Regions from separate parts of the Homo sapiens genome. Here regions 1 and 3 are each linked to region 2. A link is a loop called in an ENCODE intact Hi-C map of the cell type or tissue named here. Cell type or tissue: sigmoid colon. All regions are shown on one strand.

The links. Hi-C counts contacts between places; a loop is a spot of excess contacts. Peaks named below come from ENCODE experiments on the same cell type or tissue, not always from the same donor. Only the 100,000 strongest peaks of a DNase experiment are listed, where the experiment ranks them.
Region 1: it touches region 2 in a loop (4-fold over the local background); 4 of 110 quality-filtered maps call a loop at or near these places.
Region 3: a loop joins it to region 2, with 3 times the contacts of the local background. A loop is called at or near these places in 3 of 110 quality-filtered maps.

Annotation. Positions count from the first base shown.
Region 1 is chr7:42,683,299-42,691,298 of GRCh38, forward strand. The region is part of intron 1 of LINC01448 (long intergenic non-protein coding RNA 1448); the gene reads right to left. Among named protein-coding and RNA genes, the nearest start is that of LINC01448, 19 kb to the right of the region's middle. RefSeq lists an enhancer at 3,257-3,805. In sigmoid colon, a CTCF peak has its summit at 7,977 (motif pointing left); a DNase peak (open chromatin) is centred at 3,455.
Region 2 is chr7:42,489,760-42,497,759 of GRCh38, forward strand. No RefSeq gene overlaps it. Among named protein-coding and RNA genes, the nearest start is that of LINC01448, 210 kb to the right of the region's middle. RefSeq lists enhancers at 3,749-4,249, 3,851-4,145 and a silencer at 3,851-4,145. In sigmoid colon, no CTCF peak of the experiment used is centred here; DNase peaks (open chromatin) are centred at 1,497, 3,324 and 3,982; H3K4me3 peaks cover 1,118 bases; H3K27ac peaks cover 1,406 bases.
Region 3 is chr7:41,973,032-41,981,031 of GRCh38, forward strand. It overlaps GLI3 (GLI family zinc finger 3), which reads right to left. Exons shown (of 15, transcript NM_000168.6): 11 at 5,568-5,717; 12 at 4,527-4,691. Among named protein-coding and RNA genes, the nearest start is that of GLI3, 260 kb to the right of the region's middle. In sigmoid colon, CTCF peaks have their summits at 4,254 (motif pointing right) and 6,946; a DNase peak (open chromatin) is centred at 6,855.

The DNA.
Region 1 (8,000 bases), 190 kb after region 2:
TGTGTCTGTTCTCACAGTAGCAAGAGTGATCTCTGGAATTGAGAATGCTCTCCTGCAGTCCCAAGCCTACTGCCAGGACACATGGATGTGATTTTGGACAGTGAGCTGGCTCCTCAGGCAAATAATTTTTCTAACAAATTCTCTCTCTTTCTTTTAATTTATCTGATCATTGAGGAGATATCAAATTTTTATTACATGTAAATCTAAAATGCATATGAAATTAAGAGTTAGACAAGTGCTTTATAAGTCTTGGGTCTATGAAGATGAAGACAGGTAATACAGAATTTCAGTCTTGAAGAGATCCTGGGAGATTTCATTACAGATGAGAAACTGTGGCACTTAGAAGTTACGTAATAAACCAGGATGCCCAGCTCACTAGATGAGAACTTTTTGCCTACTCTTATTTGCCTTATTTGTCAAGCATATATTTTTCCAGGACATAGATTTATCATATTCTTAAGAACATATGCCTTTTAATTCATCCTGTGTTTTAAGAAAGTATAATAGGAAATGTTTATATTCTGAAATTTCCCAGTTTTGATTCTACCTTATGGATTTAGAAAATAAGAGTAATAAATTATAGCCCGCATATCATGACTTTGTGTCTAAGTGTTGATTTTAAATTGTTTATTTCTTCCTTTATTCATACCTTTATTCCTCCCTGCACACCCATTTTTGCTCATAAGCAAATTGCATATTACATTCACATTTGATGAGATCAACCCATGATTAGTTAATCAAATATACATGTAGATCATGTATGTAGACTCTATTTTGGAAGTTTGAAGAAGAAGAAGAGACAGCATTCAAAGGGAAGACAGCATTTCTTACAATGCAAGTGTCTCAAACTTCCATTCTTTTTCAGTTTGGGAGGAGGGAAGCTCAAAGGCCTGCACCTAGCTAGGTCAGTTTCAGGATTTCTGCATGTTGACAGATTCTAGTGCTTGAGGGTACTATGCATGGAACTAAATCATGGATTCTAGAAATAGTGTCCTGAAGCAATAAAAGACGAGAACAATGGCCAGATATCCGAAAGCATGCCGACTACCTAAGGGTGCTAAATGAAGAAAGGAATCGAGAAACCATGAGGCTGAAGATAGAGGCAGAGGGAGGTAAGACTGGGGAATTCCAGAGCAGCGCAAGACATGAGTCCCTGTGGGCATTGCCGCCAGCTTGCCGATACATTAAAGAGGCTGAAGCAGAGTAAATAGGGAACGGTTTAGGGTGGCAAAATGCTAGTAGGAGGAGATTTGATCAAAAGCAGAGGTGAAGGAGGCTGTCCTTAATCAACAGAGAGGATATTCCACTCTATGGGATTCAGGCAGCTAGAGGGATTGATGTGGTTGCACACAAATTTGAAGATGAAAGGGAGATGAATGATGAAGCCATTCACATCATTTCCCTTTCATTTCCTTGATACAGTTGGAGGCTAGGCCATTTGTGTAGGGTGCTGGTGAGGACTAGGCAGGGGAGAGAGGAGCATGGTGAAGCCTTGCTTGCTGCTACAGGTTGCTTCCAAGGAGAGGAGAAAGACATTCCAAACAGAACTGTGGGCTCAGCTGCTGCTGCAGACCACCGATGTGCCATGACACTGATCCACACAGGTGTGGGGCTTCTCCAGGAGAGCTCAGATACAGGAGTGGGGACGACCTCCTCTGGATCAGTTTGGGGATTGATCCAGACTTGGGAAATTTTCAGGACAGGCTTTCTAGAGAGATGAGGGTCTAGAGAGAGTACAGGGTGCTGACTACTAGGAGTGAAGGAAAGAGGGGGCTGGAAATGTGTGGTTAGAAGGTTGATGCAAGAGGAGTGAGTGTGAGTTGGAGTGAGAGGTGTGTGAGAATGCAGTGGAGTGATGCCTGGAGTAGCTCTGGTGGTGGTGGATGAGGGAAATTGTAAGAACAGTGCTTAGCATGAATGAGTTTCATGAAGATCAAAATCTCCCAGATAATAGAAGAAATTTAGTTAACGAGGAAGACTATGAATCGGGCACCTCCAACTTCAAGGAATGTAATGAAGCAGCAGGAAGGGGGAAAGCCATTGAAATTGAATACGAGCTTCAAAACAAAGGAGCTTTTGCATAAAAAATTACAGGAGGGATGCAATTATAGTAAAGACAGGGAGGTGAAGTAGAGGATGACTGAAATATTGTGAAGGGAGAAAGGGTTATGTAACCAATGTGAGCCTTCAAGAAAATGTAGCTTATGGGATGCAGACTCTAACCCCACCTGCTCACTGCTGACTGAGTTCCAAAAAAAAGTAAAAAACAAAGGTAGCCTCTTAAGAGTAAATCAGCTTGATGTACACGTTCTTCTTCCTATGTGAACAATTGGTTCCCTGGATCATAAGTCCCCCGTGTTAAGGCAAGTCAGGTTGGTCTTTGGTTTTATGCAGCATCCATCCATCTACTCTATCAGTCAGTCTGAATAGAGCACCTTTTCTATGCCAGGTATTGTGATGGGGGCTGAGGAAATTGTTTGAAATGAAAATAGAAGTGACCCTTCCCCTTATAGCAATTCCGGTCTAGTAGAAAAGACGTGCATGAAGCAAAGGGTCACCCTCCAAATGAACAATTACCACTATGATGAGGTCAACCCAGGAGTTACAGGTACAGTGAGAACGTGCGATGTGGGATGGACCTCATAAGAGGAGTTGGGATCATCCTCCCCAGGACACAGCATTTGAGCAACACGTGGGAGCTCATCACAGCAGAGTAGCCTAGGAGCGGTCCAGCGTAGGCAATGGCCCTGTGTGCATGTGTGGGGTGGGGAGTGTGAGCACATCACAAAAGGAAAGAAGGCCAGCGCTCCACAGTCCCAAAACAGCGGGAAGCACAGTGCCAGGAGAGCAGACAGCACCCTGGAGGCCAAATAAAAAACCTGGCATATGTTCCTGAGAGTAATGGGAAGTGATTGAAAGGTTGAGAACAAGGGAATGACAAAATTAGATTTGCTTTGAAACGATCGTTTCAAATACTCAGTGGAGAATGGACTGGGGGGAGAGGGGAGGAGAAGGTAAGATTAGATATGGAAGATCAGAGAGGTTCCAGTAAAGAATGAATGATAGGAGGTGCAGAGAGCACTGAGAAGAGCACATGGCGTACGCCAAGCACTTGACAAATGTTAGCTATTAGACCTATTTAGATTTCAAAAGAAGGGCCCCAGAATGGCAAGATAGCTTAGGACCATGTCAGCTACGTGTTTATTCCTTATTTGCATATTATATCTATTTTTCCATTAGCTTCTAAAGTCAGTTTCTAGAAACCTGTCTAGTCAAAGTATAAGGATTTTTTAAATAGAGCCGGAACAAAGGAAGGTAACACACGAAATGTGTTTAACTCGCCCCTTGCTTATTCTTTCAACTTTTAAAAACTTAAAATAGTTTCACCAGGCCCTGGTCTTGCTCCTAAGTAGATTCGTGTCCCCATGGCTGCCTCTCAGACCCGTAAATTCCTGCCGGTGCCTCAGGATTCCACAGGCTTCTTTACCGCTGCCCCCCTCGGCTTCTCTCCATGAGGCCTTCTTTAATGCTGATGAGTTTCATTTCAATTACTGTCCCTTTCATCTCAAACACCAGTGAGGCAGAAGCAATGTATAAAGTCAAATTGTTTCTTTGAAAACTAGAATTTATTGTGTCCTAGTGTCACTTTTATTAATCGTTGAAAGTTAATGGTATCCAGACCAACAGAATTTTGTATAAACATTTAACTTTTTTTTCATCAAAGAGAAGCCTCTCTGACATTCTATATACGGCGATGTGCCTTCTGTTGCAGACTAGTTACACGTAGTAGATTTATATACACTGAAGAACCTAGGAATTTGACCCTTGAATAACATCACTAAGAAAAATCATGTTCAGATCAGGACAGAGCGGAACCTACCATACAGGTAACTGGGAGTCTTTTAAACACTGCCTGCTTGACTCCCACTTTACCTCCTGGGGGATCTTCCACACTTCTGTCCCCGTTACACAGGCTCAAGTTGTGTTGGCCATAATGGACTTTCAGGAAAAGAGCAATCCTCTTTCTTGGATTCAGAGCCAGATTCACTTGGAGGGAAGCATAGAAAATTATCCTCTAGATAACATGAGGAGAAGAAAAGTAAGATGCCTTTTGCTTTATTTTTGGCCTAAACTATTTGGAGAAAAATTCCTGGGAAGATATCAAAGGAACCCTAACTTCAACGTTAGAAATATTTTAGCAAAACATGACACCCTGGGGAACAAGAAGTTATTCCGGAGGCATAATTTCTCCCCAGGGTAGGCAGAGTCCTTATAATCATTGCCCCCAAGAGGGTCTTGTACCTTGTGATTTGAGAATAAATTGAGAACAAATCTTAGTAGTTAGGATGAATGCCAAAATTCACACCAGTCACTCCTGACTTTTCAGAGAAGCATGTGGATTTCTTGCACACTTAATGCGTTGATCAATTGCCTGCCTGCGTGCATCTCAACAGACGCTTAGTTTTCATTATAGATGTAGCATTGCCCATTCGGCTCTGTTCTCAAAATTGGATTGTGAAAATAATTCTTAGCAATGCTGCTTTAATTTATCTACAGAAACTTCATAAAAGCCATTTTATTAGATGAGCCAGAGTCATACTCTATGTCTGATGTGCTGCACGTGGCAAGCAGCATGATTTATATCCTGGTGCACAGTCTGCCATAGGCAGGCATTTTAATGCTATGCCGATTATTTAGATGTATTCAGAATCTTGCCCTTTCTTGCCAATGGACACTAAGCTTTCTCCAAGAGCTTTATGTATGTGTCAAGATATTCTTTCCCTCTGAGAGATGCCAAAACCAGATTTATCCCCAAGGTTAAAGAAATGAGGGAGATGTCCTTTGCTTTTCTCCACTTCTTACTCCCAGAAAATAATTCATCTACATCCACACAGAGACAGTTCTTGGCATGAACAAAGGTGTCCCAAGGGAAACCAGGAGGCATCCATGCAATTGTTCGTGATTGTATCATGATGTATTTAGCATATTGGCTGACGTTTAGGTTTAAACACTAGTCTGACCCAAAATAAGGCAAAACAAAACAAAATTTGTAAATATTCACTCATGTTTTTATCATACTTTACAAAATGGGTTGAAAATGGAGTGACAAATGTAGAACTTGCAAAATGTCGATATAGTCCAGCAGGTAAAGAAATCTAATATCAGAAATTTTTTTTTTTTTAAAGCCATGTACCAGCTTTTTTCCAGTTAAGTTTCTCTGATTTTCTTCCTTGAATCTGAGATAATTTGTATATAAAATCTATCTTCAATCACATAAGCAGAGTCTTTTTGTTGTCGTTGTTGTTTTTGGTTGTGAAAAAAAAAGATTTTTTTTCTTTCCCCTTTGCCACTTATATAGCAGATGCTTCATGCTAACATTTATTTCAACACACATCCAGGCATGACTGGGCTTCAAGTAGGTAGAAGCAGGAAGGATGGGGTTAACAATGTATGGAAGCTATTACAGTGCAGATAATATTTATGGAATGTTACTTTTATCTCTCTCTTGCTTTATTTCTTTATTTAAGATTTCCCTTAAGAAAACTGTTTTGAGATCGGTAATGATTTCACTATGTATGAGCATCTCATATGTGTAACTCTCAGGTGAATTGTCCCATTCAGTCAATGATATTTTTAAGTGCAGCTGTCATTGTTTACAGAGAAAGAAGATATATAGTCACAAATGTATTAAACAGATCTATTAGGCAGAAGCAACCTGGAACATAATCTGAACTTACTGCCTAGAATCATCTCTCTCTCCCTTAGAGGTGGGCCTGTGCTATAATTCACATTGGTGGGGCTTGAGAAATAAGGAGGGATGGACCAGGTGCCAAACCTGCCAGCACCTTGATCTTGGACTTCCCAGACTCCAGAACTGTGAGAAATAAATTTCTGTTGCTTCTAAGCTACCCAGCCTATGGTATTTGTTACAGCATCCCAAATACACTAAGACATAGATCAATGGAATAAAACAGAGAGTCCAGAAGTAGATGCATACACGCATGGCCAATGGATTTTCAACAAAGGCACCAAGACAATTCATGGGATAAATAATAGCTTTTCCTACAAATGATGTGGCAACAACTATTTAATATATATCCATATTTTTAAAAAGGAATCTCAACCCTTATTCTCATACCATACATAAAATTTAACTCAGAATGGATCATAAACCTAAACATAAGAACTAATATATAAAACTGCTAAAAGAAAATACAGAAGAAAATCATCATGTAGAGAGCATCAAAGATTTCTTAGGACACAAACCATTAAATAATGACAATTGGATTTCATGAAAATTAAAAACTCTGCTTTTTGAAAATATTGTTAAGAAAATGAAAAGGCAAGCCACAATATATTTTTTAAAACTCAACAACTAAATTAGACAAACAACATAACAAAGAATGAGGAAAATATTTGAACGGACACTATACAAAAGAAAATAATCAAGTGACTAATAAGCACATGATGAAATGCTCAGTGTCAGTAGTCACCATGAGACACCACTTCACACTCCCTAGAATGAGTAAATAAAAAAGATCAACAATACCAAGCATTGGAGAAGATATGGAGCAATGAGAACTCTCCTACATTGTTGATCAGAACATAAAATGATACAACCAATTAAAAAAGTTTTAAAGTTTCTTGCAAAGTTAAACACACACTTTCCATACAACTGGCAATCCCATGCCTAGCTATTTACTCAAGGGAAATCAAAACACTGGTCTATAGGAAGACTTGTACATGAATGCTCACAGCAGCTATAATCATATTAGTCAAAAACTGGGAGCAATCTAATGCCCATCAGCATGTAAATACATGAATTATGACACATCCATACACGGGAATACTAGCTAGCAATGAAAAGAAATGAACAACATGGATGAACCTCAAAAACTTGCAGAATGACACAAGCTAGATACAAAAGGAGTACATACTATCTGATGCCATTTGTACGAAACTCTAGGAAGGCCCAAAGCAATCTATAGTGATAGAAAAGCCAGCCAGAGGGTGTGTGGAGATGGGAGTTAGGCGGAACTGACTGGGAATGGGCACAAGAAAGTTTTGGGGGTGATTGAAGTGTTCTGTGTCTTGATTGTGATGATGGTTATATACGTATATAATTTTGTCAAAACTCATTGAAAAGTGCACATGAAAAAGCTCTGGTTTGTCTCTGGGTTTTACCTGTTTTTAGGGACAGGCTGTGGAATATGTACACGTTGTTCTGGCCTCCACGTCCCCCTGGGGAATGCTGGGGACTTCCTGCAGCCTGCCTGGGCTGAAGGAGAGCCTGTGGGCTCACACCTTAGAAGAGGGAAGCTGGCTTCACCGGCCAGCTGCAGGCTTTTAAGGAGGCAGGAGCTGGAGGGGAAGTTGTGTCCTGTGGAGACTGGATGGGGTCACTCCATTTTCAACCCTGGGCCTCACAACACTAGGAAGCTGCACCAAAGCTCTGCTAAGAGTCAGTTATATTAGGGTGATTTTGCCTTATTTTATTGCTCCCAATTCCTAGTTTTCAGTCTCGAAGTCACCCTGAGGTGGCCCACTTTCCTTCCTGCAGGCATGGTCTGCCTAGCTGCAGTCACAACGTCTGCAGAAAAGTCAGTTTTCATCAGAGACTGCTGGTCTCACCAGCAGAAGTAGAGGGAATCCCGGTCCTCACCCAGTCTCATTCCCAAACCTCTTGTGAGTGACCAGAAGGACTGGGGCTTACCAGCTCCCTGCTTTTTGCATCAGGAAGGCACCAAACTCCAAGTCCAGAGTAGACTCTGCCTTACAATCCAGGAGATATACCCAGAGAGAGGTTGCCATACCCACGGGGGTACTATACATACCATTACACATCAGCTGGAATGGACACAAGGAACTTAGTGCGGTTTTCTTCTCTGTTTTTGCCTTCCTGGTGTCCTCTCCTTTACCATATGGTGTGATCACCCTCTAGGGGTCAAATGCCTCTTCGCATCCACACGAACATTCAGACTCACTTCAAGCCAAGGAAA
Region 2 (8,000 bases):
CAGAGGTCATGTGAGCATCTGTTTCATTGGATTTAGAATGACAAAAAAATATGGTCTCTTGATAATTATTTGCCTTAAAAAGAGCTAAATAGTGGCTTTCAATAAATAGTATATTCTCTTAGTTTTTTTCTATAATATAAAATATAAGGTAACATACAAGAAAAATCCATCCAGGTTTCCATTAGTCTAAAACCCTTTGCCAATTGTAACTTTTCTCAGGGGGTTTTTCTAGAAGCCATTGGGCCAATTATTGTGCCCTGGAAATGTGCGAGGGAAGAGCTAGCAAATCGCCCCTGAGATCTGTATCGACTCATCCCTTAGAGACAGCAAACGGCATATCCCCAAGCCCTGAATATCTTCCTGCCAAACTCCTCTGGGTGCCTGTGTGATAGACATGTGTCTGATCCACAGGGTGGAGGCACCTAACTCCACCCCTCATTACCATTTTCCTTTCAGTCATGTGCTTTCAGCTGCACCTGTTGTCATGCTTAGCCCTATAACTGTTTACTTTGATCTTATTGAACTTGCTTGTAATAACTTTTGCGCATTCATTGGACAAGCTATTACCAGACCCACACAATATTCTTAAGAAATGCATGGTTTAGTCTGAGTAAATAGGCAGGTGAGATATATTTGTAGAGCTTAAAAATAATGAGCTGTTCGGTCAATATGTCACCCTTCACAGATAAGTAGCTGATCTTGATATATATATATATATATATTCTGAAAGTTCATAGGGAATCACTGAATTCACACAAATAAGTAGATTGGTTTTCAAATTACTTGTGGTGAAAATGAATTTATTCATCCCTTAAATATACCTAATAAATAGCTGCAAATGGGAGAATTGCTTACCTTGAGTTTTTAAACAATTTAATTCTGTATTTATTATAGGATAATGCTCTTGGTAAGAACGTAAAGCATTAGCTTTGGGAAAAAGAAGATTTACTATTTTCCACTCACTGATCCATCAAGGAAGACTCTACTCCAAGGCTCTGCTCCTTGTTCATCTATGAAACAAATTACAAGAGAGAATATGGAGTGGACAACGGATGCACCCAGATCAGTAGCTAATAATGTCTAAGTCAGTGCCCTGGAGCCAATCTGTTCCTCCTCTCCCCACCCCCATAAATAAAGGCAATGCAATTTCCATCACTTTGAAAGTCCCTTTTAAATTCTCACTTGAGAATTACTGAGTTAGTGCAAAATGCATACCCTAACAAAACAAAACGAAATAAAGCAAAACAAAACAAATGCCTTGAGTTCAGTGTACCTACAACCAGATGTAAAGTTTAATTTTTGAGGCAATGGTGTCATAAAGCACCCAATCACTTTTGCTGAGATAAAATTAACTCATTTGCACATCCACTCCATGAGACTCCATGTGAATGACCTGTCCCATGCACCTGTTGAGGCACAGCTTGGGGTGGACACCAGGCAAGATCCCAAGATAGGCTAGAACTGTGGGCAGAAAACCAGCAGGCATGCAGGTCCTGTCCATGAGAGTTTGGGCCCAAGTGCCCAGGGTATTAGTCAGAATAGGCACCCCATTTCCCCTGCTGCTCACTCCTTCAAATGGAACGAGTGTGCCAGTGACCTTGGTGTGCAGGAATTAACACTTGTAGCTTAAGCATCGGGCAGTCTGAGTTCAGATGCCAGCTGTCTAGAGGGATGCTGAGAAATGCCAACAGCTCAGAGTCTGAAGACGTGGAAGATCCAGAGTCCTGAGGGAAACTGAGCTGTGTGTAGCCCTGCCCCTGGGAGACCAGGGAGATGGGACCTCTAGTGCCAGATCATTCCCAGGAAATTGGAGTGAGCCCTGCACACAGCAATACATCAAATTTTGAGAAGTTCTTATTTTATCAGACACTAATACTGCTGATTCCTTAAGTGACTTTTTAACAGTTTCTAATTATCAAGAAATGAGGCAGTATCTTTCATTCTAAGAGCCTAACGCCTCATGAATTTAAAGAAGACTTTTTAAATTGTAAAAATAATATTATGATAAAGCAAAAACTCAAGCAGTGTAGATAGGTAGCAGATAAAAAGTAAGTCAAATCAGTTTCTAATATATTTATTTTGTATATACACTAAAATATGGTTCTAATATTTTTTCAATCTTAATCTTGGGTAGTTTAAGGAGAAAATTGTATCATGTCATCTGTAAAAGTGATAATTGGTATCCTTTCCAGTAGCCTTTTATATCATATTTACATAGTTATACAATTTATATTACACACACACACACACACACACACACACACACACTCACACCTGATAGAGTTGGCTTTTCTTTTTTTTTAATTTGATTCTAATGGACGTGCTTCTAGGATAGCATATCCCAAAAAGGTGTATATTAAAAATTGTTCAAAAGAAGTTTAATATGAGTATTGTGAAAAAGTTCTGCATTCTCAAATAAAAGTGGTAGAAAACACTATATTTAAGAGTTAAACTTGGTGTTTGGATTTCTCAGAGCCTTTAATAGGCTAATTAGGACTTTAAGGTGACTCTCCAAGGGGAACTGGTCTGTTTGGCAAACTGGTCCTTGACCTCAGGACATATGTACATGAAACTGTTATTAATCTTTTAGTATGTACTATATCACGAACATCTTCCTGTGTTGTTAAATATTCTTCTACAACTGTTTCTAATCAAATATATGGAAGCTGTTAATTTTCTTACACTCCTAACAGTTTTTGCTTTACATGTTTTCAGGTGCAGTTCAGATTTGTGGCCCTGAATTTTATACAATTTTAGGAGTCACTTTTTAGACAAAGAGTACAAAGTCAGAAGCACGAAATTGTTAGTATGCCTGTTTGTTTTCTGCTGCTATATCTTGAATGGGAATGTTGTCTGCAATGAACACAAAAATCTCTCTCTCTCAATATCTTTGCTTTATTTGATATTAAAATTGATCTCCCTGCCTTCGCTTTTCTCTTTGCTTTATCATTTTGTTTTTGTCAGCTTCTCTTGTATTTATTAGAAAAATATGAAAACCAAAAGAATTTGCCTTGTAATAAGATACATTAAATTACTTCTGAAAAGGTTTCATGTCATCCACAAATAAAGAGCTGATTCAGAAAAATTTTAATAGTAGTAATAGTATTTACAGAAACAATTCTAATACTAACAGTGGGTACTCACTATGTGCCAAGCATTGAGTTATCTACTTAATATGGATTACGTTTTGATAGCACAAATCCTATAAGATAGGTACTACTAATATTCACATTTCATAGATGAGAACGCTGAGGCATGCAGTATTAGACAGCCGTGAGTGTGGAGACAGATTCACACGGAGCCCACTGAGAGTCTGGCCTTTTATGAGGAAGCTTCCTCCCTCTCTTCAACAAGAAGTCCGGGTCTGCATCGCCCTGCTGAGGATGCTACTATGCAAACGCAGGGAGTCTACAGATTACAAGTGTAATAACATAATGGAATATTTTATATAAAATCTTGAAACAGACAGATTTCACATCAGGAACTGTTAGCATGATGTCATGTGATTCTAATGCCTATTAAATTTTAAAGATCAATCAATAAATTATAAATAAACAAATAGTGACCTACAAATGTCTAAGTGAAGGTGGGGGCTCCGGGGAGGGGGAGAGAATTTGAAAAGTCTGCTCGACCCCTTGGCAGCGATTCCAAGGCTAAGGGAAGCTCCCTCTCAGGTGCCTGACAGCAGGAGCAGCCGGATTTTGGAAAGGGAGGAGGCCGGGACGCATGCAGCTTGGTGGGGGCTGTGTCCGAGGTCCGCAGGGAGAAGCTGAGCGACAGCCCCAGCAGGGACCTACTGCTGGCGCCCACTCCCCGCGGCCGCTGGCCAAGTGTGGGCTCTCGGGTTCGTTTCCACCCAGCGCGGCGGTGTTATTCGGAGAAGGAAAATAAATGTCTGCGGTTGCTCTGCCGGGCTGCGGGGGCGGTGCCCTGGAAGGAGGGGCTGTGCATCTGCACCATTTCTAGGAATGTCCGCCCTCTGGGAACCCAGCCCTGAAGTGCTCTGAGAATGAGCCGTGTTTACGGAAAGCCTCTGTCTCATGCTCCGCATTCTCCGTTCTGATTCTGACCACAGCAAGAGTGGACGCTCTCCACGCCTGGAGATTCCCATTCCAGCTTAGCCTTGCCAGGCACCCATTCTTATCAGGGCTGCAAGATCTTTCCCCTTGGGACCCCAGGGTCCCTACATCCCCTCTCAAGGGCTTAAGCTGCTCTGATTTCAAAAGGCATGCATTAGGGTGCCCCCTCTGCAGCCTAACCACTTCCCACACTGCGGAGCAGAGCTGCTAACCAGTCCTCTCATTCCTGCTTGCTTTGGCTAGCTTTCAACACCCCAAATCACACACACCAAATGCAGGTGGCTCTACCTGGGAAGGGGAAACGATTTATTGTGAGGGGCATTTTGCATGTTGCTCAGTGAGATGAAGGCAAGCTTTGAGGAAAAAGTTCAGCTTTTTATTTGGCCTCTTATCTTTGAAAGTCTAATTAATGAATCCACAAGTAGAGCATTTACCTGGACATTATAAAATACTTTGGATTTTCCTAGCCTCTGTGCCATCCCCTGATGAACCCTGAAGCTCTCTTTTTCATTATGTGTCTCAGAGCAGGCAAACTCCAGGAAGCCCAGCCTGGCGAACGCTTCCCATCAGACAACTCTGTCTGGAGCCACCATTTGAAAATATCCCCAAGGCTATTGTATTCAACCTTTACTTAAAGATCATTTCTATGAGGCATCCAATTTCTGCGGCTCCCTTGGGCTGCGGTTTAAGACAGGCTTCACAGTATTTACTGTTTATAGTTTTGAGCTGACAGCTATTTAAGGGCAAGAGATTTCATCTGCCACCATGTCTCACAGCTTTTGCCACCAACACATTTACCAGACGGAACAAGCTGGAACTTTGTGAAACCAAGGAAACAAGTGTAATATGGTTTAGGGGGAAAAAAATTAAAATTTGGAGTTATTTTCCTGCTGATTGTTTCTGTGTGCTCCGTCACATTGAATTATGGGGAGCTGGCGTATCAATGGCATCTGTATGGCCTGCAATAATAGCCACTTGTTCATCAGACATGTAGGATGGTTGGCTCTACTGATCTTGGCTGAGATCACCTACATTCATGGCTGGCTGTTGGCTGGGGTGACCGGGGTGACTGATCTCTGCTTCCCACGCCTCTCATCCTCCAGCAGGCTAGCCTGGGCATGTCATCAGAGTAAAGCAGAAGCACAGCAGAAATACTCGCGGTCTCTTGAGACCTAGTCTCAGAATTAACTTACCATCAAGTCCAGTGAATTCTAGTCTAAAGAAAGTTCAAGGTCAGCCAATTTTTAAGGCAATGGGAGAATAAACTCTGGAAAGAACTGTAAAGTCACAAAAAAAATCACTGGACACAGGGAGGTTTGAAGTATTGGTGCTATTAATACGATCCACCATGGTTGTATACATGCCTTTCTCCTCTTCCCTGGAGTTCTTCCACCATGTCTTATTTATCTTTCTGTCTGCCAGTTCTTAGGACAGCACATGGCATGTAGTCAGTATTCACTAAGCAACCTTGCATTACTTTGCGCATGAGTGCACATTAGAATAGGCTCCGATACTACAACTACATTTTAATTTTTTTCTTGCAACAATTACATCAGTATTAGAGATGCCTCATTGCCCTCCACCCACACCTACTTCCAGCATTTCCTCTTTACATTTCCCTATCATGTGTCTAGGTCTGGATTATTTTTATTTATCTACTCAGCATCCAATGGAGCTTTTGATATATTGCATCATTTTTGGAAAAGATGTAACCATTTTCTGTTTGACGAATTCTCCTCCACAATTCTCTCTATTCTCTCCTTCTGGAATGCATATTATGTGTATGAATCAGACTTTTCTTATTACATCCTTCATGTTTCTTAACTTGTTTGTTTATCATCTTGTCATTCTCTTTTTTTTCTCCTCTTTTCTGTCTCAGGCTATGTCTAGTTTTGTTGTTGCTGTTGTTAATACTTCTCTCTTCAGTTATGTCTAATATGTTAACAGAGTACCTCACATAGGGGCTGTAGCTTAGAATCACCTGGCAGATTAACAAAATATCAATGCCTGGTCCCACCCCTAGAATTTCTGGTTTAATCGGTGTGGGTCAGGAGATGGACATCAATAACTATGATGCGTAACCAAGGTTAAAAACCATTGATTACAACTTTTTTTTTTTAGAATTTTTTCTCAGTGACTGTATTTTTTTCAGCGTTTCTACTGGAAAAAAAAATCCACTGACTCTTCTTTCATAAACTCTGTTTTTATTTTTATCATGCTATTTCTTCCATAGGACATTTCAAACAGGTATATTTAGATCTCTTTTAGATTGCTCCATTATTTCTAACTCCTAAAATGTAAATTCCCTCATTAGTTGAGTCTGTAGACTGTTATGATGTTGAACTTCTTCAAAAGCTTTATAATTTTTGACTATGAATTCATCTTGCATCTTGTGCCTTGGGTTATAAGGACCTCCTAATGGATTGTTTTCACACTTGCCTGTGCCTGGTCCTGTGGATTTCATCGGCTCCCAGTGATGTTTTATGTAAGTGCATCTTCTTAAGGTTTATACTACACACACAGCTCCGACTCAGGGTCTGTATCTAGCCACACATAGGCTTGGTGTTCTGAGCTCAAGCAAGTAACATGTTTCACAGCCATTACCTGGGGCAGAAGGCTAATTTCCAATCTGGAGGGTAAGGATATCTGGATTTTTATTTGTGAACTCACAATATATTCCCCAGTTCACGTGGGGAGCCCAATTCTGGCTCCTCAGCTGGCATTTGTCATTGGGCATCCCCATGTCCAATTCTTGGGCCTGTCACATACCCCTATTTTGTGTGTGTGTGTGTGTGTGTGTGTGTGTGTGTGTGTGTGTGTGTGTGTTTTATTAATATTTCTTTTTTGAGCACTTACTTACATTCTGCACCACTCACCTTGGCAACACATCTTTTGCTTCTTTGTACTATGTAGATTTCCCCTTCATTTTTCTTACTTGGAAATATCCCTTTGGTACTCTTAAGCTAGTACATGTATTTTCTCAATAAAATTTTATTATAGATAGCTTCAAATTTACAAAAATTGCAAAGATAATGCAGAGTTCTATATACCCTATGCCCGTTTTCCCCTCTTGTAAATATTTGATGTTAGTATACTACATTTGTTACATCTAATGAATTAATATTGACATGTCATTATTAGCTAAAATCCATATTTTATTCTGATTTTCTTAGTTTTTACCCATGCTCTTTTTCTGTACCGGGACATTTAGTCATCATGTCTCCTTAGGCTTCTCTTGGCTGTGATGCTTTTCTGGGCTTTTCTTAATGCTACCTCTATCTCTCTGGTCTTCTTTCCAAAAACTCATGACCTCAGTTTAATTATGAGAACAATATCAGGCATCATGTCAAATATAGTCATGTCTCCTTAGGCTTCTCTTGGCTGTGATGCTTTTCTGGGCTTTCTTATTTTTGATGACCTTAACAGGTTTTTAATTTTAAAAAACTTAAAAAAAATTTTTTTTGAGACAAAGTCTTGCTCTGTTACCCAAGCTGGAGTGCAATGGCATGATGACGGCTCACTGCAATCTTGAACTCCTAGGCTCAATGATCGTCCCACCTCAGCCTGCCAAGTAGCTGGGACTACAGTTGTGCTGCCATGCCCAGCTACCTTAACAGTTTTGAGGACTACTAGTCAGATATTTTTATAGAATGTCTTTCAGCTGGGAATTTGCGTGATATTTTTCTCATAATTAAACTGAGGTCATGAGTTTTTGGAAAGAAGACCAGAGAGATAGAGGTAGCATGTCTCATAAGGGGATATGGAAAGTAAGAAATATCCTGGGGCTTACTTGAGAAGAAAGCCACTAAGTGCAGCTCACACTTAAGGAATGGAGAACTGTGCTCCATCTCCTTGAGGGAAAGAATCTACATAAATTATTTGGAATTTTTCTGCACAGAAAATTTTGTCTGTTCTTCCCTG
Region 3 (8,000 bases), 520 kb before region 2:
AGACTGCACACCTTTCAGAAGAGATTGTGTGACAAAGTTTTTTATGGATGTCCTGGTTGTGAGATCTAATATCACTCTGATCCTTTTGAAAATGTGCTATTTATGCACAGGCATAATTTAAAAATTGCCGATGGCATCTCCCATGTTAGATGACACTAAAATGTGCTCCTTTGGGTAGCATTACAAGTGTGGGGATGTTCAGGGCTCAAAATAGCCAGAACCTTTCTGCTCTTTGAAGTTGGAAAGCCCTGTTACAGACTGTCCATGAATCCTCATCATAAACTGCAGAGGGCTGACGGATGTTCTGGGGACCAGGATTTCTGGTCTGTTTTCTTCTCCTCAGTGAATTTATAACTAAGGTCTATAAATTATTTCATGCTAATTTCATTTTCTATGTGGGTCAGTGATCAAGCCTAAGGATACAGTCATAAAAAATTATGCGGATGCTTATATAAGCGGATTATTTTCTGAAATCACAGAACTGCTGACCTTTGGCTCATGACCAACATCGGATTTGTGAGTTTGTTCACTTGGCTTAAAATATAATATACGCAAGAATGCTTTCATGAATATATATTTATATCTATGTATAGCAGAGGATGAGCTTTTACGTAAGCAAGCGTCATGAAAAGCAGGATTACTATAATGTACCTATTATATTTAAAAGGATGCCGTGTCTTGTAGAATGTATGTCTAAAAGATGCTTTTTCACTAAAAGCCCAAGAACAGACTGAGTGCTACCTAAAATGCTGAAATGTCCTAATGCAGTGAAGCAAAGATCCTGAAACTGAGAGGTTTCACCTCCAAACCTGAGACTCCTTTGGGCAGAATTGATTCCCATTAACTATGAATTACATCTATTCAGGAGCTTGTGTGATTTGCAGCATATATATATATAATAAGATGAGCACATCAAATTCTATGCATTAGGGACAAAAGACTGGCTCTGATAATTAGTGCCATTACCTTACAGTGTTCTGACACAGGCCCTATGCTTGCTCACAGCATTCCTGTGACAGGTTGTTCCATCAACAGGCAGACTGGGATATATGGGGCAGAGGTATGGAGACCAGAAGGAGAGAGGGAGCACAAAGCCTGCATGTTTGGAGAGCTACTCTTCCTGTAAATATATGGATGTACATTATGGGTTAGCTTAGAACCAAGGACGCAGCCAATATGTAATGAGATACAAATGTGTCGGCTCCTGCACTTCCAGAAACAACAGCCCATACAGGTGCACCTGTGCCCGTGTGCCCTTGTGTGTGAACATACACATTATCTACCCACAAAAATTCACAAATTCACAAGAATACAGGTTCAGGAAATGTATACCTCACAACAACATAACATAAACAAAATATATTAACCCTTCACACAACTTTTGCCCACAAATTTTGTTGTGATCAGTGACTGAAATAAAATATAATTAGAGACTAAGAAAAATGTTCTCAGACTTACTGAAGTGCAAGATTCTGCAAGCACAAAGTTGCATACAACAAAATTTAATCATAAGGAATACAAAATCTGATAGGAAAAATAAGAAGATGCAATGATCTGTAATATAAAGTGTGAAAGCTATGTAAGGATATAGACAGAGGAGGGATCATTTTTCAGCTAGGATAATCATGGGAGGCATCAGTTATTAAGATTCTATATCTGGGCTTAATGCCCAGCTCACGGGATTATCAGTAAGTGCTAAATTAGATCATGTACATGAAGTGCTTACCAGGATGCATGGAACATAGTAAGCACTCAATATACAGAGCTTTTATTAGGAGTCATTTTACTTGGGATGCCAAAAAGAAGTGTCCTCAGCAAAGGTCCAGTGGCAGAACCACTTCATGCACCTAAGCATGGCAGTGCACAGCACCAGCTTCTGGAAGGTTTCATTCATGGTCATGATAGTGAGAGGTCAGGACTAGAGGGATGAGCTTGGGCCCTGTGAGAACTGACACTTACACAACCTTAGGGAGTCTCAAGTCTCCCTATAGGAAAGAGGGAGCCATTGCAGCTTTCTAGAGAGGGAGGTTCAACCGAATCAGAGCTCAGGAAACTTGTTTAGCGGTATCTTTGGGGGAAAAATGAGCTGTCTGATCTGGAGTAAGAAGTCCTGTCAGAGCTACGGTCAGTCTAGCAGCCCTAAATGAGCAGGACAGCCAGAGGAACAGAGAAGTGCCAGCAATTACTCCCTTCCCATTACAGTCCATTATTTTCTTGGCCACACTTAGAACAGCAAAGGGCTTGGCACATAAATAGCTTTAAGTATTTGTTCAATGAATAAATGAAGTTGCAAATAAGAGAGGAAATAAATGAAGGCAAATCACTTGATTCATCTAGGATTGTGAAATTGCACAAATCTGGATTTCCTGGACAAACTTAGTTTTGATGCGTCTGAAAATGTCCATCAGTCACACACAGGGCCAAAGTCTTGCATATAGAAGAGAGAAGTATAATTTGTTTGTAAATATGTCTGTGGGTAGAATTTTAATTATGTATTTATGATAAAAGTTAGTAATTTAAGTAAATTGCTCAAGTGTGGTCAATGACATTACTACCCAAGATATCCTTATCTTTTAATCTTATAACAAACACTCAACTCTCACACAACATTGCACTTTTTACCTTGGAGAAGAACACAAGCTCAACTACACCACAATTAAAGCAAACAGACATGTACAAATATTTTAGGTCCATAAAAAGACAAAAAAGCTTGGTAATTGTCTTTATATGTGTGCATTCTGATCCTAACATACCCTCTGTCCAAACTTCTCCATGATAATAGGAGACAGCATTGGCCTAACATCTATAGGAATGAATGCCCCCTAAATTTCTAGTCAAAATTACACTTAAATCTATGAAATATATGAAATACATTCTGTTAAGTCAAAACCCCTTAAAATTTTAAATTGAAATATAATTCACATGCCATAAAAATAATCCCTTTAAATTGCACAATTCAGTGGCATTAGTACATTCTAGACATTGTGTAATCATCACCATTACCTAATTCCAGAATATCTTCACCACCCCAACAAAAAAACCTTGTATCCATTAGCAGTCATCACTATTCCCTCTCCCCTCTGCTTTTGGCAACCACTGATCTACTTTCTATCTCTATGTATCTATCTATTCTAGACTCCCTAAAATTTTGTACAAAACAAGTGTAATAGATTATATTCCAGCTACTGCATACTGTAAAAGCATTTTTACATTAAAAATGGAGATGTGGCATCTTTAAAATGTCTTCAAACAGTTAGAAAATGAGATTCCGAATAACTCCAGTTTCCATGACCTTTTCACACAGAAAGTTGGTATATATATGAACTTACATGTGTGAGTTTATGAGTGAGTGTGCTTTTTACAGAGTGCAGTTAATCCCTTTAGAGATGTTTTTGCTCTGTCAGTTTCAGCTGAAGAAAACATGGTGAGAACCATCTTTGCCACCTTAAAGCCAAAAGTCCACTGAGCAGAATGGCTCACTTTGTTTCTATCAAGATTCTCTCTGCCCAGCTCTCTGTCTGAAAGATCATGAATGTGTTTGACCTGCACTGGTGAGATGAAATGACAGCCACTCCAGGGTCTCATGTGTGCACGATGTTCCTTCTCTAACACATTTCAAGCAAACTGATGACACGCTGTGGTGCTGAACTATGTCTCATGTTAACAAATTCTGGTTAGCTATCCTATTTCCACTCAAAATGTGGGGAGTCCTTTTGTTAATCTCTCAATACATTCAAGAGAAGATTTCACAGACAAGCCAGAATTTGAGCTAGACCTCCAAGGCCAAATTGGAAGTCTGTAGGAAGATGTTCACTAAAATGTAAGCAATGAATTTGGAATAATTTTTATTCTTATGCCTCTCTACAATTTAGGGGGGATCGCTACCTAAAAATAACAGTAACACAACAGGAATCACCCTGAAGCTTTACTCAATATGTTTTCTTAAGTAACTGCCTAGAAAGTATTCTGGGTTTCTGAGACCATTTTCCAAGATCCTTTGGAATTTAGAATGTCTGAAAATTGCATTTAGCCAAGGCTGGTTGCTCTGTAAAAATCTTTTTTGATATAATACCATTTGAAGATACCACTTGGAGGAAGCAAATAAAAGTGGATGACTTAGCAGGAAGCTGTCAGCTGTCAACATGCTACTTCTTAATATATCCTTGGGGCTTATGGGGTCATCCTTTGCATGGATTCCTGCTATTTTGGGCAGCGTGACTGGCTCAGATTCCAAGTCAAATGCTCCCACTGTTTGACCAGTAGGTGGCAGTTCAAAACAACATGAAACTAGTAAGTTCGCAGGGGTTTTAAGAAGTTTCCTCCTCATCTCTTATTATTCTCCAAATAAGATCCAGTTTCCAGTCCCACCTAGGAAGCTCAAGCCTTCACCTGCAGGGGCAGAGCCCCTCATGCTGGGAATGGCCAAGGGGAAAACAAAACAGAACACACTGCGCCTTCCCATGTGCCTTCCCCGGGATAGTTCTTTGTTTCCTTATGCAAGCTCCATGCCCACTGAGGATGCTTACCTCATTGGAATGCGTTCTGTTTTGGTGTTTGGCGCGATCAGAGGCATTTGAGAAAGCCTTGTTGCAACCTTCGTGCTCACAGACGTATGGTTTCTCTCCAGTGTGAGATCTCAAGTGTGTTTTCAAGTTTTCTAGTCTCGAGTAGGCCTTTGTGCAACCTTCAAACTGAGGACAACAGGTAAATCTGGATTACTCTGCACAATGGCAACAGCAGCTTATGCCTAACACGCCCTCCAAGTTGATGAAAAACTGATGTTTCAAGGGTCAGCAGCTTTTCAAAACCCAGGAACAAAAAGTCCACTAAACTCTGCATTTATTGGGATTCAGATGTAGCTTGGTGTAGTTCCAGATAAAGAGTTTTCAGTGCCAGTAAAAGTCCTGAAGTTTTTTTTTTTAATAGACCGCTCAATGTGGACAATGGGTTTCATTATCTGCTCATTGATCTCCTCAAATTCCCACTGATTTCAGATTCAGCACAAAGTTCATTAATATAGCTTTGTGTCCATACAAAGACATGGAATTTGATCATGTTTGTAAAGGGCCTTTAAGATGTAAAGTACCAGGGCTCAGCGTGCCCAGTGCGCCTCGTGGGCACCTCAGTGAAGAATGCACAACCTTGCGGCACCCCCTTCCCATTCCATACGCCTATGCCTGAGGACTCACTAGGAAAGGAAGGGAAAACTTTAAAACCTCGTATAGGGATTAGCTGTTTTAAAAGTCAACTTCAACTCTGTAAGTTGGAAGCTGGCACTTCCCTTTGCCTTCCAAGCCCCGTGGTACCATAAGCTGTTGGGCTGCGGCCAGCAGGGTGGCCCGCTATTCATTCCCAGTGCCAGCCACCACTGCCCCCTTGCCACTGTGCAGAGCTGCGCTGTCCAACTCAGTCACTCAAACACCGAGGCATTTATCACCAGACAATACTCTAGTCCTCTTCTCTTGCCACCCAACCACGCTTCCCCTGAGCTGGTGTCATCAGTTTGCACAGCTCTTATGAGTATGGGGAAGGACCCAAGTGTGCCTGCCACCCACTTCTGTACTCACAGTGCATTTGTGAGGCTTCTCGCCCGTGTGTCTTCTCATATGCACTACCAACATATACTGGGCTTTGAAGGGTTTCTGCTCTCTTGAGCAGTCCAGCCACCTGCACACGAACTCCTTCTTCTCTCCATGAATATGGTCGTTATTTATATGCTGGGGTTTGGAAAAAGAGAGAGAAATCAAATGGAAACGTATTCATCATTTCTGAAGGCGACAGAAGAAAATGCAGAAAATACCCCAATCTTAAAAATTCTAAAGACCACAAGAATAACTTTACCATATTACAGATTATAAAAATTCCAGTTAGTACACTTCTCAAGTAAATTTGCTTTTGCTAACTGTGTATGCATGCTTCCTAACCAGTGGGAGTGGCAAGACCGGGATGGAGCCTGGCATTCCAGGAAATATACTACAGTACACTGGCCATCTGAAGAGCAGAGTTCAATTCCAGGTTTGGGACCAGCTAGTTATGAAATGAGGTGAGCCACTGTTGACCTTTCTGAATCTCTGTCATTTTTCCTTGCCAAGGCTGGCGATTGAGGCTAAACAACTGCAGAGATGTTCTCCAACTCTCACATGCTGGGCCATGGGTTAGCACCGCGGCTTAGGCTTCAAAAAGGGAAGGCACACACAGACATGCACAATTCCAGAACAAAAAAACCAAAAGCACTTGCAAATGAAACTTTAGCTCAGGGTTAATCAGACTGCTTCCTGAATAAGAATTGCAGAGAAAAGAATTATACTGAGGAAGAGGACTGTGTGGTCATCAACAAATAAGTTAGTCTTTCAGGGCCTTGGTTTTCTTCTTGTAGAAAATAAATGACTGGATTCACTAGTTGCTAAGGGACTTTCTAGCTCTAAAATTCTATTAATACAGTTTTTAACATAAAGATGAAGTTCTCTGAATTACTTACCAATTCATGGTTTTAGAATCATTTAATTTCTTGGATTAATACAATTAGGAATCATTAGAAACCTACTGCAGCATGAGAGGAAGAGAAGCTTCTTAATTTGAATCAAATTAAGGTCAATTTCAACAGGTTGAGCATACTATTTCAATGTCCAGCTATGGACTACTGAAGACATTTGCATCCTAGGTTGATGCTGTTGGTCTTTATTTTCTGGTGATTCTACATTTTATTTGCCTTAATTTAAGGCTTGTGGGAACACTTTCTGAAGTATACATAGAACTACATCACCAAAAAACTTCGTTCAATAAGAGAAAGCTCCCTTTGGCTCCATGCCTCGTGTGGTAGTGACACAACCTCTCATTACTTTCCTGCTGAGTCCAGGGCTCCTAAAGCGGTGGTCGCTGTGAGTCTGAAGGTGAAGTTCTGCCCTCAGAGTGTGCCTTTCCCAGTTACTCCACTAGATGGCCTTTCGCTTTAGGTAAAAAAAAGTTTTACAAAAGTAAAGTTTTCTATGCTGTTTCTGGAGTTTAAAACTGGGTGAGGACAGAGAAAAGAAATTGTTGTTCTCTATCTCCTCTCCTTGGAGCAGTTCCCAGAAAAATCTGATGAAGAGCAGAGAGAGAGTGGTACATTGCAGCACACAAGAAGAGAGCCAATGTCCCGTCAGTAGCTCCAAAAATGACACAGAAACTGCAGTGGTTGGGGAGCAACCCCACGGCAAACAGATGTGGGTTTCCTATGAAAAGCCAGCCATGCTCCATGTCAGTGTTTCTTTAAAGTTATGATGATGCACACAGGTATAGGAAGAGAACAGATGTTCTGGACAGGGGTCAACGTTCAATCCGCACGTCTGCTTCTAGTAAGTCTTTGTAGCCCATACACAAGACCAGGGCTTTCCCAAATGTGTGCTGAAGCCCAGCCTTGGAAACCAAGCTCACATCTTACAGAGGGGTTCTATGGATTCTCAAACGGGAGAAAAAGAAATGATCATACAAAAACACTCCCTAACAGTTGCTCTTGGTTCAGTTTTCCAAGTCATTGGAAATAAAGCTTGGATCCTTGGATTAATGCATATGAAAGGGAAAGAAAAAAGGAAGGAAGGGAGGGAGGAAGCAAGGAAGGCAAGCAGAGAGTGAGGGAGACAGAAGGAAAGGGAAGAATAAGGAAGGAACACAGGAGGGAGAAAGGAAAAGGTAAAATTGGGAAACTGAATTATAATTTGTGCTGAGCCAACTGCTTAAGGTTGGATCCATGTCTTATTAGTTCCCTGTTCTCTCTCATGCTTTTATGAGGATGTGCTGGGTGCCACTCACACCAGGCCCTGTGCTGGAGAACATGACAGACATGATTCTTGCCCCAAGGAATTAAGTCTACCAGAGGGAAACAGGTCATGGCTTAAATTACTATACAATTACAGTTGTGATAGGCATTATGAAGGGAGATAACAGGGTTTTATAAAAACATGTAATGGGATCATAAGTCAGTGTGCAGCATCAGGAATCAGGGTCCGCTTCTCCAATGAAGC